Regions from separate parts of the Homo sapiens genome. Here region 1 is linked to region 2. A link is an interaction called in ENCODE POLR2A ChIA-PET data of the cell type or tissue named here. Cell type or tissue: GM12878. All regions are shown on one strand. Each heading gives the region's core, and the rest is flanking DNA. Links, peaks and the distances in the headings are about the cores only.

Region 1 (5,000 bases), core at 1-5,000, 220 kb before region 2:
TTATCTCCAAGAGCTCCTCAAGCCCCCTCTATTCTTGATGCCATGATCGTAACTCTTACTTAGTCAAAGTTTGGTGGGATCTCTAATGCCATGTGGTACAAGGATGGTCACTGATAACCATCTTTACAGGAGAATGGGTTTCTTTGACACTGGTGGTTAACTGTGTTGTTTTGACTTTGGGTCACCCGAGATCAGACAAGATTGGGCATGTTCAGGGTGGTATGGCCGTAGACTTGATTTTGGGTCTTTTCTTGCCCATACACACAGGGCAGATGACAGATCACAGATGACACCCCCATCACTTCCTCCGTCCAGCAGAGCAACCAGTGGCTTCAGGGCCAGGCATAGTTCTCCTGGCTAAGGGCACCCTGAATATCTGAGTTTATTCACTGGCAGAATGAGCCAGGAGGAGCTATCTGAGTGATTGCTGGAGGCAGGCAAAGTGGGGCCCCCTCAGCCTTGCTCGGCTCCCTGCCTGCCAGTAGCCCTACTGGGACCAGGCTGCTGAGGGTTCTTCAGAATGCTCACTTAGGCTGGAGTCCTGGTGTTGCATTTGTGTGTAAGTGTCCTCAGGACCTCAGGAGTGTGTTCATTTGCTTTGTTGTTCACGCTGAGAGTGGGAAAGCAGCAGCCCTCTTCCCTCCCAGCCCTGTACCTTCTGTTAGATGACTTCAAATGTAGACTCTGGGGTCTTCAGAAGGACTGTAGACACTGCCATTCGTTTAGTGAGAGCATATTATTGGGCCCTCCTTCCCTCCATGCCTGAATTTCTCTATACTAGTAATGAGTGTATAGTTATGACTTCTTGGCATCTATTGAGGTGCCCTGGGCTATTTGCCCCTATACTGAACGCCCCCAGATCTGGGACAGGCAGACTTGCCGTCCTCAGCAGCTTTTCAGAGAAGTCGTGTTTGACTAGGAGAAAGGAACGTCCTGTCTAGTTGTATCGAACTGATGTGTTCTCTAAAAATGGTTTCTGTAATCACTAGCTGTTGCCTCACAGAAAGGGTTTCCATCCTGGGTGAACGTCTTTTTGACTGGTCTCTGCTTCTTAGGGTATCTGTTCTGTATCCTTCCTCTAAATAGCTGTTTGGAGGGGCTAATGAAGCAACTGTCTGGAGACCAATGTTTATTTCAACATGGTTGGAGTTGTTTTTGCTTCAGCTTTCACAGCCAATAAAGCTGGTTATTAGATTCTGTAATTGCTGCTGTAATTACTCTCTTGGAACTGGCAAAGGCATAATTAAATATGGAGATTCCAAGGACTGTTTTTTCCCATCTAAAAGCAACCTCTTAAACTTCTATTGGCCTGGCTTAGATTTCAATTGTTAAAGCCATTGTGTTTATAAATGGTGCTGGGGGTTCTCTGGCAGAAGATGGGTTTCTTTAGACACCTCTTTTTTGAATATTTGATTTAGCTGAACAGCTTCTCTTTAACTCGGTACTTGTTTTTTAATCTAACCATCAGGAATCTGGAAAAGTTAAGGCAAAACATTAAGAACCAGTATATATTTAATATTTATGAAAACATTGGGTTGGTTACAGATAGAAGCAAATTTCTGTGGTCAGAAATAAGGTTGGCATGGAGGAAGTTTTACTAAGTGTAATAGTATTCAAGAAGAATGGCGTTTTACTTGTGGAAGCACTCTAATACCTCTGAGCCTTTAGTTTGCCCTGTTACACCTCACCACCGGAGCCATGCATTTGTAAGATATAGGAGGTGGTTCAAGTGCTGTGAATATTTGTCTACATCTGTTTCTGCAGCCCAGATGCTGACCCCATGTCTATTTTCAAGGTAACTTTACTCATGAAGCATGTTTAGGTGTTTCTGTGGGGGAAAATTAATCATGTAGCCTTTCTCTTTGGAGTTCTAAACTAGTTGAGAAACACAGACAGCAGATGGATCTAGATAAGAAAAATCAACATCCTGGAGAGTTCACTGCGAAGAGGGGAAGAGGCTGTGTGAACCCTGCAGGCAGGAAGGGGAGTCCTGGGGGGATACCCCGGGACTGTCCCTCATACTGTTTGCTCAGGTCCTATCCCCAGTATGAGAGAGCACACCTTACAGCCAGGTGCTTGCGGGAAGTCCCTGTTTTATGGGCCAGGAGGAATGCAGTGGAAAGATGCTGCCAAATGATTGTTCTAGCCTGTGTTTCAGTAAGACGTCAATTCTGTGGGTCAGAGGTGCACGGGAGATAAAATATGGGTGGATCCCCCATGAAGAACCCTGGATAGAATACATGAAAACCTTGTAAGACAAATGAAATTGCAGGTTCAATTTAGTAGATACTAAGCACTTACTGTGTATCAGTCATTGTGCTGGATTGCTGATCTGCAAAGATGAATAATATCAGCATTATTTCATTCGGGGTGGGGATGGGCTCTTGGTTTCCTCCCTGGTATATTTGCGTATTTGCTTCCAGATCATTTATTTGGGGGATTTTAGAAGTGGGAGGTGGAGGTCAGAGGAAGTTAGGGTTGGCATACAAGGAGTCACTGCCAGTGGAAAATATATTGGAGAAAAAGCAGTTCTAAATCTATGATGTTAATAGGGAAATAACTTTGGTTTTAAATATAAGAATGTAGCTGACTGTATAAAATCAGTTTCATAAGCATTTTACCAAGCTCCTGCTACACTCGGGATGCTGAAAAGCAAGGCAGCTCTGTCAAAGAGTGTTTGCTCTTTTTTTTTTTTTTTGAGATGGAGTCTTGCTCTGTCGCCCAGGCTGGAGTGCAGTGTCGTGATCTCGGTTCTCTACAAGCTCCGCCTCCTGGGCTCACGCCATTCTCCTGCCTCAGCCTCCCAAGTGGCTCGGACCACAGGCGCCTGCCACCACACCCGGCTAATTTTTTTGTATTTTTAGTAGAGATGGGGTTTCACCGTGTTAGCCAGGATGGTCTTGATCTCCTGACTTTGTAATCCACCCGCCTTGGCCCCCCAAAGTGCTGGGACTACAGGTGTGAGCCACCGCGCCCGGCCGAGTGTTTGCTCTTATGAACGGTCTCAGAGTCACTTGCTGTCGTTCTGAGACTGTGAGGAAGAGCATAGAGCTGGGAGTTACACAGACTACTCCCCTCCTCACTTGGCAGAAGGATGACTTGGGTGAGCTGCATCACCTTTCTGATCCCCAGTCTCCTTGTTCATTTGGGATCTCTGGATGATTAAATGAAATAGGAGGCGGAAGGGACTGCCGTTGCTTGTTCACCATCACTCAGCAGGCTCTTGGAAGGCCTTGGTGAATCTTTTTTTTTTCTTGCCCCCGAGATGGAGTCTTGCTCTGTTGCCCAGGCTGGAGTTCAGTGGCACGGTCTCAGCTCACTGCAGCCTCTGCCTCCTGGGTTCAAGCAATTCTCCTGCCTCTGCCTCCCGAGTAGCTGGGACTACAGGTGCGCGCCACCATGTCCGGCTAATTTTTGTATTTTTAGTAGAGATGGGGTTTCACCATGGTGGCCAGGCTGGTCTTGAACTCCTGGCCTCAGGTGATCCACCCACCTCGGCCTCCCAAAGTGGTGGGATTACAGGCGTGAGCCAGCGTGCCTGGTATGGAAGGCCTTGGTGAATCTTAATGATGGGCTGGACTGTGGGTGATGGAGCTGGCTGGAGGGGAGTTGAGAAAGGGGCACCTGTGGGACATTGGCACTTGATCTCGGAAGGATTCACAATCACTTGGTGATTAGAGTATGTCTAGGGTATGGCTTTTGTGGAAAAGGAACACAGCACCAAGGAAGTCACAGGAAGCAGGCCTGCAGCCCCACGCCCTGGGGCACTTACAGGACTCTCCCAGGACCTCTTCCCTCTGACATTACTGATGGCAAAGGCGGTTCTGTAGACCTTGTGCTAGGGCTCCCAGGACTTGGGCTTATGGAGAGAATTCTAACGTCTTGCCTCTGCAGGACCGGGCAGGCCATATTAAACCATATGGCAAAGGGAGCTACTGAGGATTTTTCAGCAAAGGAATCGTTGGATTTGCATTCCCTCTTCTGTGTTCCCACAGTCCCCATGTCACTTCCTGCATGACTGGACGATCCCTCCAGGGCAGTATCCTACCTTTTTCATTAAGTGGGGGGCATAACATAATGGCAGGGCAGGGACTTTGGGGTTCCATACCTGGTTTAAGTCCCCTCTCTGCCAGTTACCTGGGCTGAGTCACAGGACATCTCTGAACCTCAGTTTCCTCATCAACTAACCTTATCATCTAACCTTAAAGGGTTGCTATTTTGAGGCCCTTATGAAGTGAGCATGACTTAGTGCTAACAGAAGATGAGAGTGAAGGTCTTGAGGATCCCCTGGTGTGACTGCATGATGGGTTTCTTGAAGTCTTGGGCCATTCCAGCCAACATCAGAATCAAGGGAGATTACGGATTCAGTGGCTTTTCAGATTTTAATGAGGCACATCTCATTGTTGTTCAGATGTTTTACGAGTTCTCTTTATGTGTGTATGTATGTATTTTGGTCAGCATTTGTTGGAAAGACTGGCTGGGAGAAGTTTTCTGCTGCTTTTGGAGGAGCTGTGTGCTATACGCAGGCCAAGCCGTTTTCCCTTGGCAAATGGTCCTTAGGACGGAATCCCAGGCCAACGGGTGTGAGTAGAAGGAGCATGGGACCTATTCATGTGACATATGGAGAAACCACAGCCTCATGGGGGAGGGGGTTTTGACCTCCAGTCTGCAGGAGATGGCTGTGGTCCAGAACTCCAGGACATGGGGGAGTGTGCATGCTGAGTGCATGTGTGTGTGAGGCTAGTGCTCCTGACCCAGCCCAGTCCAGCTCAGCCATTTCTTCTGACAGAGTCTGTGCTAAGCCTCCTTCCTAGCTTTTGATGCCCATTGCAGGGGAGCAAAAAATAGCTTCCCTTCTAGTTTCTTTGGCTGGGCTACAAACTGAATTGATATAAGACAGATTAACAAGAGAAAAACCATATTTAGTTACATATGTACATGTGGAAATCCCACAAAATATGAGACTTGAAGAAGAGTCAGATGCTTGAAGCTTATATAGC
Region 2 (8,276 bases), core at 1,326-6,325:
CTCAATGACTAATCCAAGAAAAGGTGATTTTGAACTTGAGTCTATCCTTTGGAGTATGATACTCATCCCTTCGGAAGAACCCATTTCACATTGACATGTTCACTCTCTGACCTTAGGCATGTTCTCTGCGCTAGGGTTTACTCTCTGCACTAGGGTTTGCCTAATAGAGAACATTGGCTCAATGAGTTTAATGAGATGTCCAAGGTCACACAACTAGTAAGTGCTGATCCTGGATTTAAACCCACTAGGGTTTACTCATTTATAAAGTGAATGACATATAACCACTCAGAGGATTGTTGTGTATAGATTTGGTAGCCTTAACTCATGAAGAGTCTTGTAAGCCACATTAAAGGATTTGAACTTGATTCTTTATGGTGGGAAGCCCTTGAAGGATTTTAAACAGGAGGTGGCAGGGGCACACTTGATTGATCACACAGGAAGCAGATGCTTAGTAATGTTTGTGGAGTTAATGTTGTTACCAGGGAGACAAAGGCAGAGTGGCTACAACTGTGGCATCATTCTCAGTGGTCCCCTGTAGACCAAACATGTGACACTGTGGGAGATGATGCTTAGAGCCCTAAGTTATGTTTGGATCAGCACCCTGGAGAGAGGTCACCCGTTCCTTCCTTCCCCTGTCTGAATGTGGGAAATTTAAGATATATGTTGATGCATATGCTGTCTTATAGGGTCAAGCCTTTGGGGCTGTGAGGGGTGCCACTCAGTGTGTTCAAGGAGAAGGATTGTTGTAATGAGGAAAATACTGATTCTGCATGAAAGGATTTTAATCAACTGCCCTGATACCTGAGGGACACAGTACTTGGCTGGAGTGCTGAATTGTGCACCATCCAGCCCTTGCTTCCAGCCTGCTGGCTTCCTGCTTGGGTGCCTCTGTCTAGGAAGACCTGCAGCAGCTGTCCATCCTGGGAGTATTCCTGTCTATGCTTACGTGGCACATGTCAGGTAACAGAGCATGTTATCTCCTTTGACCCTCACAACAACCTGTGTTACAGGGATTTTTATCCCCATTTTACAGGTGGGGAACTGTGAACCTCAGAAAAGTCAAGTGCCTTTCCAGGTCATACAGCTAGTAGACACGGGATTCAGGCCCCAGCGCTCTACAGGCAAGGAGAAATCCAAAGCTAATAAGCCCCCATTACTATTTTAACTTAGAGCTATGCCTGTTGTGGTAGGAGTTAAGCCTCCCTGTCATACAGGTTGGGAGATGAGAACAGGATGCACTACCACGGCACAGCCTTCTGCACCCTTACTCAGCCACAGAATGTAGGAGTTCCATCAGAGATACCAAATAGTGAGCAACTGAGGGCTTCTTGAAATATCAGCCCTTGGGGCCCTGTTGCCCAGCAGGGGAGCCCAATCTGCTCTAGAGGGTCCTCAAAGCACAAGGAGGCCTTGGTGGGAACCTTTGCTTAGCGTCCTCTTCCACCTAATTTCTCAAGTTGTATTCCTTATGAGCTCTGGCAGCTGCATTGTTCCATATGCTCATTTATTTATTCATTCAGCACTTAATAAGTACCTACTCTTGTCTTTCCTTTTATGTTCAAGGCACATTTCCAAATACTAGAGTTTTGGTGAGACACTTGAAGAGACTTTATCGCATCCACCGTGATAGTATTTTTTTCCTTGATCACAGTTCAGCTCTAGGTTAATATTCCATTAGAACTGACCACCTTCTCTTTTATACTCACATGGAAAAGTTATTGCAGGTTCCAACAACAACAATAATAATTGAGGTTGAGCATCCGTAAGTTGAAAATCCAAAATTCTCCAAAATTGGAAACTTTCTGAGTGCCAACATCACATTCAAAGGAAACGCTCATTGGAGCATTTCAGATTAGGGATGCTCAGCCAGTTAAGTATCTGCAGATATTCCAAAATCTATAATCTGAAATGCTTCTTGTCCCAAGCATTTGGATAAGGAATACTTAACCTGTAGCAGCAGGAGCTAATATATTCGCATGCTTTCTGATGTGCTGGACACTATTCTGAATGCTTACATGAATTATTTTATCCTCTAACAACCCTAGAGATATGTATTGCTATTTCCATCTTACAGGTAAGATAGACACTTCCCAAAAGGTCATGTCAGCCAGTTCAGTAACAGAGTGAAGGCATTTGGTTTCAGGTATCTCCTGACGACATTCCATGTCCTGTCACACAGGAGTAAGGATTCAGGCTTTGGCTCCTGCTTGATGTCAAGCCATGTATTTAACTCCTACACACAGCAAGCTTTACCTCTCTGTATACTGTGTCATATGACCCACTCAGCTCTGAGTTATGCTGAAAGAAAACACTACATAAGCTCAAAGCAAAAAGCAGTTTTGTACACTGATGAAAATTTGACGACGCACATGGAAGATTGAAGGTGCACTAATTGTGCCTTTGAGCACTGGTTAAGAGCTACTCAATTTGCCCAGTCATAGTCTTAGGTAAGTACAGTAGCATTCAGGAATGAATCTGGTGTCCATTCCTCTCAGCTCCCTAGATGGAGAGAGAAGACTGGTTTGTAAACAGCCATGATAAAAGACAGAAAATGAGAAAACCTTTTCTTCTCCCTTTGACCTTCCTGGCTGGTTTCCTGGTGTTTGTCAAAGTATGGAGAGAGGGTCTGGAATACCAGACTCTTCAGGAATATACCCCCAGGCTTCAGGAAAGTGGTTCCAGCCCCCCATTAAGCCTAGATTGTCTTCCCTTGCAGGATGTAGCATGACGTAGAGCAGAGACCAAGATAAAGCACCATTAGAAGTGTTTGGTGGCAAGTCCTTAGTCTCCCTATCCCCTTCTCTCTTAAGAGAGAGACAAGAAAAGGAAAAAAATTGGATAGTTTTTTGTAAATTAGTCTGACACCAATGTCTAAAAACAATCAGGCTGAAGGACTTGGAAAGAAATGAAGTAAACTTCATGTTTTCTTTGCTTTGGTTTCATAGAAGTTCACAGTTGGGCAAGAGTGGCTTAGAGCTGTGTTACTCAAAGTGAAGTTTAAAAAGCAAAACAAAAGAAAAAAACTGGTTCTTCACCACAAATAGTTTTGAGAAGTACTGACTTATTTAGTTAGTGTGACAGTGTGAAAAATAACCTAAGTCTTTTGATTATGAGATTAATAATACCTGCCTCAGAGTACTGTTTTGGGGATTATTTGATGGTAAATAATATTTTGAGTACTTAAGATTGGCCTACTGCTATGCACTGTATGTGTATTATTTAATCTTCTCCACAATTCTGTAGTAAGTTTTCTGAAACTTTGGATAGGTTATAGGACTTGCCAGAGGTCAAAGGTGTGGTAAGTAAGCAAGTAGGTAGAATTTGAATGGGAGTTATGTGGCATGTTCTGTGTAAGGAGCCTGTTCCACATGAGGGCTCCCTTGTCACTGTACTTTCTCTGTATCACTAATGGTAAAGATCTGCTTTCTTTTTCTATCACTGACCCTAACTTACTTTGTTACCTTGGGCAAGTCCCTTTCTCTGAGACTTAATTTTTCTTATTTACCCTCAAGGATATGCCACATGACCTAGGTTTTTATTCCCTAGATCATGCAGCATATCCTAGGAACCAGGGACTTTATTCATCTCTGGTTCCACAGCACCTAGCTAGATAGGCCTGGCATATCCTAGGAACCAGGGACTTTATTCATCTCTGGTTCCACAGCACCTAGCTAGATAGGCCTGGCATATAATGAGTATTCAGTACTGAGGCCATTGGTTACTCTAGAGGATCTGTAAGGCTCCTTTTACTCTCTACTTTCTCTGAACATCCTACATACTTTATTCTCTGCCTTCCCCACCCTTCCTCAACATCATATTTTCTACCTAGTTCATAGGACAGCATGACCTTATTTCCTTATGTCTGCCTGTCATAAGCAGTCTTGATCCTGCATACTTTCAGACAGCCCACATGATACCTATGTTTTTATTTGTCTGTGAAATGTGACTAGGATAAACCACCAGGGATAACACAAATTAAGGGGTAGAAGGGGCCTGCTCACAAAATCAGAAGAACACTCTTATTCCATTCCTACCCAGTTGGGCCTGGGCCTATGGCAGCCCTGCCAGGCCTGAGTAATGGCCATAGCCTGGAGCAGGGTTTTCCTTGAGCTCCATCGGGGTTTCCAGTAATTGGAACATGGCACCTTCCAACTTGTAATGGATGGCAAAACAAGAGGGGCATTTGTCACTGCCTGACTTCCCTGTGGGAAAGAGGCTCATAAGTCACAGCTGACAAACCCTTTGATGACTTTTAAACTTCATTTACAGAACAGAATAGCTATAATCAACCAACAGCAAGCAGTGACTAATCTTGCCACATTATCAGTGTGAGGAGCCAACTCTTAAGGCATAGGAATGGGGCGGGGGCCATCCCCAAAGCTCACAGCAAGTGCTGATTGGCTCTTGGACTTGAGAGTATGCCTTCAGCTAGGCCCTGTGAGTTTATGCTCAAAGGATCAGTGTTAGGAGGTAGAGGAAGAAACTGACCTCCAGGCAGATACAGGGCATGCCCAGTTTTGAAGCCATTCTGGGCCAAGATTATGAGACCAGCTCTGGTCTCGCACATATTCATCCTACCTCTGTCATTTCCTGGCTTGAGCAAGACCAGACACCAAGCTTTGGTTTCATCGTATGTGAAATGGTCACAACATGTATCATCACTATCTCATAGCAGAAGGCTTAGTGCAGTTCCTGGGATGTAAGTACTCCACAAGTATTGATGATGGTTATCATGATCACATGTTTGGGCCTGGAGTACCTTTTGTGGTCACATGGTTTAAAACCTAGGTCATATGGCATGTCAGCAAAGCCAAGACCATTCTTCCTGTGGATGGGGGCTCAGTGGGAGCAATCTAGTGGAATGGGAATAACACAGGCTTTAGAATCAGACAAGCCCTTGGGTCTTTCGGTCCAAAGCATGCAACTTAATGTGACTGTAGACAAATTAAGCTGTTTCTGAGTCTCAGTTGTATCTGTAGAGTGCAGATGATACTACATATCTCATTAGATTGTGATCAGGATTACAAGAGATTATGCCTGTAAAGCTTTCAACTCAGTGCCTGGTATAAAGTTCTACATATTAAATTGTATGTTCCCTTTTTGTTCTCCCTCAAGGCAAGAATAAGTATGCATCTATCCAGGGAAGCAGGAGACAGCAGTGAAGACATTCTTGTATTTCAAACTTCTATTTCCAGCTCTATGTACAGGAGGAAGAGGAGAATAAGGGGATCAAAGAGGAGAAAGGGATACATTTTGTATATTGTTCCTCCCTCCTGCCAGGCCTCTTCTGGTGTCACTACCCAATGGGAATTCCTCTTAAACACTCTCCCTTTTGGTAGAGCCTTCCGTGCTGCTCCTACCCCTTCTCTGATCTCTCAGACTACTTTGCTTGGGGAGTAGACCATCTCAGGGCACGTGTGCCTTGTGGCCATGGTAGATGTCGCCTGCTGGATTGGGATTTGCTTGAGGTCCCAGACCAACCGCTGGATAAATAAATAAATAAATGATTGGTTAGTTAGTTATTTGATAATACCTGGCCCATAATTAGCTCCGTGTTTGGATATTTATAATTACAATCAGATGGATAAGTCTGTGTTTGGATGACTTATTTGGCAAAAAATAAAGAGGTTGACAATCATTTGTAGGTCTTCAATTCTAACTCAGTATCGGGGATTATAGGCATAAGTTACCTACCCATCCCTCCTTAACTTGTCCCCTTCCTGGAACTATGAAGGGGAGCTTGTCGCAGATGGTAAGCCTCAGCCTAAGGCCACAGACAAGAGTAGAGTTAGTGTTCAAGATGCAGGGAGGGTGGGATTATATACCCAGAGCATGCTATGGGGAGATAACTGAGGCCTGCCTTCTGTTTCTGCTTTGGGGTATCCTCTCAGGGCCCATTAGATATGGATACCAATGTCAGTAGTATAGGACCGCGCAGTACAGTTGAGGGGTGAGAATGACTCAGCAAAGCTGGAACCCCTCTTGGCTGGTGGTTCCGTCCTCTCCCAGCCCCATTCAGTAGTGGTTTGACAGGAATGGGGCAGGGACACCTTTGTGAAGTTTCTAGGTTTGGTTGCAGATACTAGGACAAGGGAGAGCATGCATAGGCTCCCTACTCCCTACCCCCAACTCCCTTACTCTCAGGCAAAGTGTGATGCACAGGGAGATGACATAGTAAAGAACATACCATCTTAGGGCTGGGATGTGGAGGAGCTAGAGTGCCAGGCTAGGTTCATCTGTTTTCATAGAGCATTTGGGTTATCCAGTTTCTTAATACCTGCTAGTCCCACCCATTATACTAGCACTTTACTCATATTATCTCCAGTTCTTATCCTAATTCTGGGAGGTTGGTATAATTTCCGTTTTGCAGTTGAGGACTCTGAGGCCCAGCAAGTGAAAGGATATGGCCACAGTTACAGTTTCAAGTGATAGGTCTCGGATTGGAACTCAGTCCTGTCGGACTCTAGGGCCTGAGCTATTTTTGCTATTTCATGTGCATTTGTCCTTTGTTACTAAGAAATCGTTTTTAAAAAACAGGTTCCCAGAGAGGGGGCTTCTTGAAAAGCAAGTAGAGCAGAAGACTGGTGAGCACGGTGTTTCCCAGCATCTCCACAGTGCCAGCACAGAGGAGGACACTCAAGAAATGTTTGTTAAGTGAGTGAAGGAGATAGGAAGTGGGTAATAATAGAAATTGGCATAATCCATATTCTTTGATAGTACATTACAGATGCAACAGAGCGCTTTCACATCAATTAGCCTATTTGATTCTTGTATCAGACCTGAAAGGTAATCAGGGAAGAGATTATTTCTGTTTTCGGATTAAAGACAAGAAGGCCTAGGGAAGTTAAATGACTTGTTGCAGGTCACATGACTAAGAACAGCAGAGCCAAGGCCAAGCCTTCTGGACCTGTAGCCTGCACTGCTTACACTTCACCCATCCAGGAGCTTTTGCTGTTTGACATGCAGGGAGCTGACTCATGAGAGTGGGAATGGTCAGGAACTAAAGAGCATTCCTTGGGAAATTAGTCCTGTCTGGCCAGTAACAATCATTTGGGCACTGCTAATGAACCAGGGCTTGGCCAGTTTAATGAGATTAATAGATGTTCTGTCATCCCTGGCCGCCTGGTAAAAGCAGGAGCCTCTGGACCAAGGAGGCCCTGGACACTGATGAGTCTAATTGCTTGACTTTCTCCAGAAATAGTCTTCCCATCACTAGTAGCTGTTTTCCTTCTGAACCACCCGGATGTCCCCAGGGTTATCTAAGGGCAGAGAGCTGGCCACAGGCTGCTGTGACCCTCATCCCCATGCAGGAGAATAAGGCCAGAGGGGTCCAGCAGGACTGAACCAAGACAGAGACTATAAATAGCATTGGGGGCATCAAGACCTAAAGCAGCAGCTCCTCCCTTGAAATGAGTATTTCAGGAGGAAGAGATTTAGTGCTGGGGAGGATTTACAGAGTTCTCTGAGTGCCTGAGACTAGACTTGATCTGATAGGATTTGGAGCACATGAGGGGTGACATGGCAGAGTTTTAGAGTGTTAAGACAGCCATTGAGACAGTGGAATGGAGAGTGTCGAGTAAGAAGCCTTGATTCAGGACCCCTAGCTACACTCCCCTCACCAGCTGGTTGACCTTAAGTAAGTCACTTATCTTTGCTGATCCTCTTTTTTTTTTTTTTTTTTTCATTTATAAAATGGGGCGGGATGGGTGCAGTGGCTTATGCCTGTAATCCCAGCAGTTTGGGAAGCAAAGGAGGGTGGATCAGGAGTTCGAGACCAGCCTGACTAGCATGGTGAAACCCCGTCTCTACTAAAAATACAAAAATTAGCTGGCTGTGGTGGCGGGCACCTGTAGTACCAGCTACTCAGGAGGCTGAGGCAGAAGAATTGCTTGAACCCGGGAAGCGGAGGTTGCAGTGAGCCAAGATCGTGCCATTGTACTCCAGCCTGGGCAACAGATGTCTGGTGAGAGCCCTCTTACAGTTTCATGGACAACCATCTTTTCACTGTGTTCGCACATGATAGAAGACACAAAGTAGCTCTCTGGGCCTCTTATTTGTTTATTTTGTAGAGATGGGGTCTCATGATGTAGCCTAGGCTGGTCTCCAACTCCAGGCCTCAAAGGATCCTCCCATCTTGGCTTCCCAAAGTGCTGGGATTACTTGCGTGAGCCACTTCCTGGCCTGGGGCTCTTTTTTTTTTTAAAGGTATTAAACTCATTCTTGAGGTCTTTCCCTTCCCTTTGGGACCTCATCACTCCCAAAGCCCCACTTCCTAA

Evidence for each region. ChIA-PET counts read pairs that join two places held together with the same protein. Peaks named below come from ENCODE experiments on the same cell type or tissue, not always from the same donor. Only the 100,000 strongest peaks of a DNase experiment are listed, where the experiment ranks them.
Region 1: POLR2A ChIA-PET joins it to region 2 with 6 read pairs; 4 of 35 experiments call an interaction of 5 or more read pairs at or near these places.

What each region holds. Positions count from the first base shown.
Region 1 is chr20:33,842,079-33,847,078 of GRCh38, forward strand. The region is part of intron 1 of CHMP4B (charged multivesicular body protein 4B); the gene reads left to right. Among named protein-coding and RNA genes, the nearest start is that of CHMP4B, 33 kb to the left of the region's middle. RefSeq lists an enhancer at 1,705-2,004. In GM12878, for the core only: no CTCF peak of the experiment used is centred there; no DNase peak of the experiment used is centred there; H3K27ac peaks cover 1,329 bases.
Region 2 is chr20:34,058,507-34,066,782 of GRCh38, forward strand. The region is part of intron 2 of RALY (RALY heterogeneous nuclear ribonucleoprotein); the gene reads left to right. Among named protein-coding and RNA genes, the nearest start is that of MIR4755, 14 kb to the left of the region's middle. In GM12878, for the core only: no CTCF peak of the experiment used is centred there; a DNase peak (open chromatin) is centred at 3,415; H3K27ac peaks cover 1,659 bases.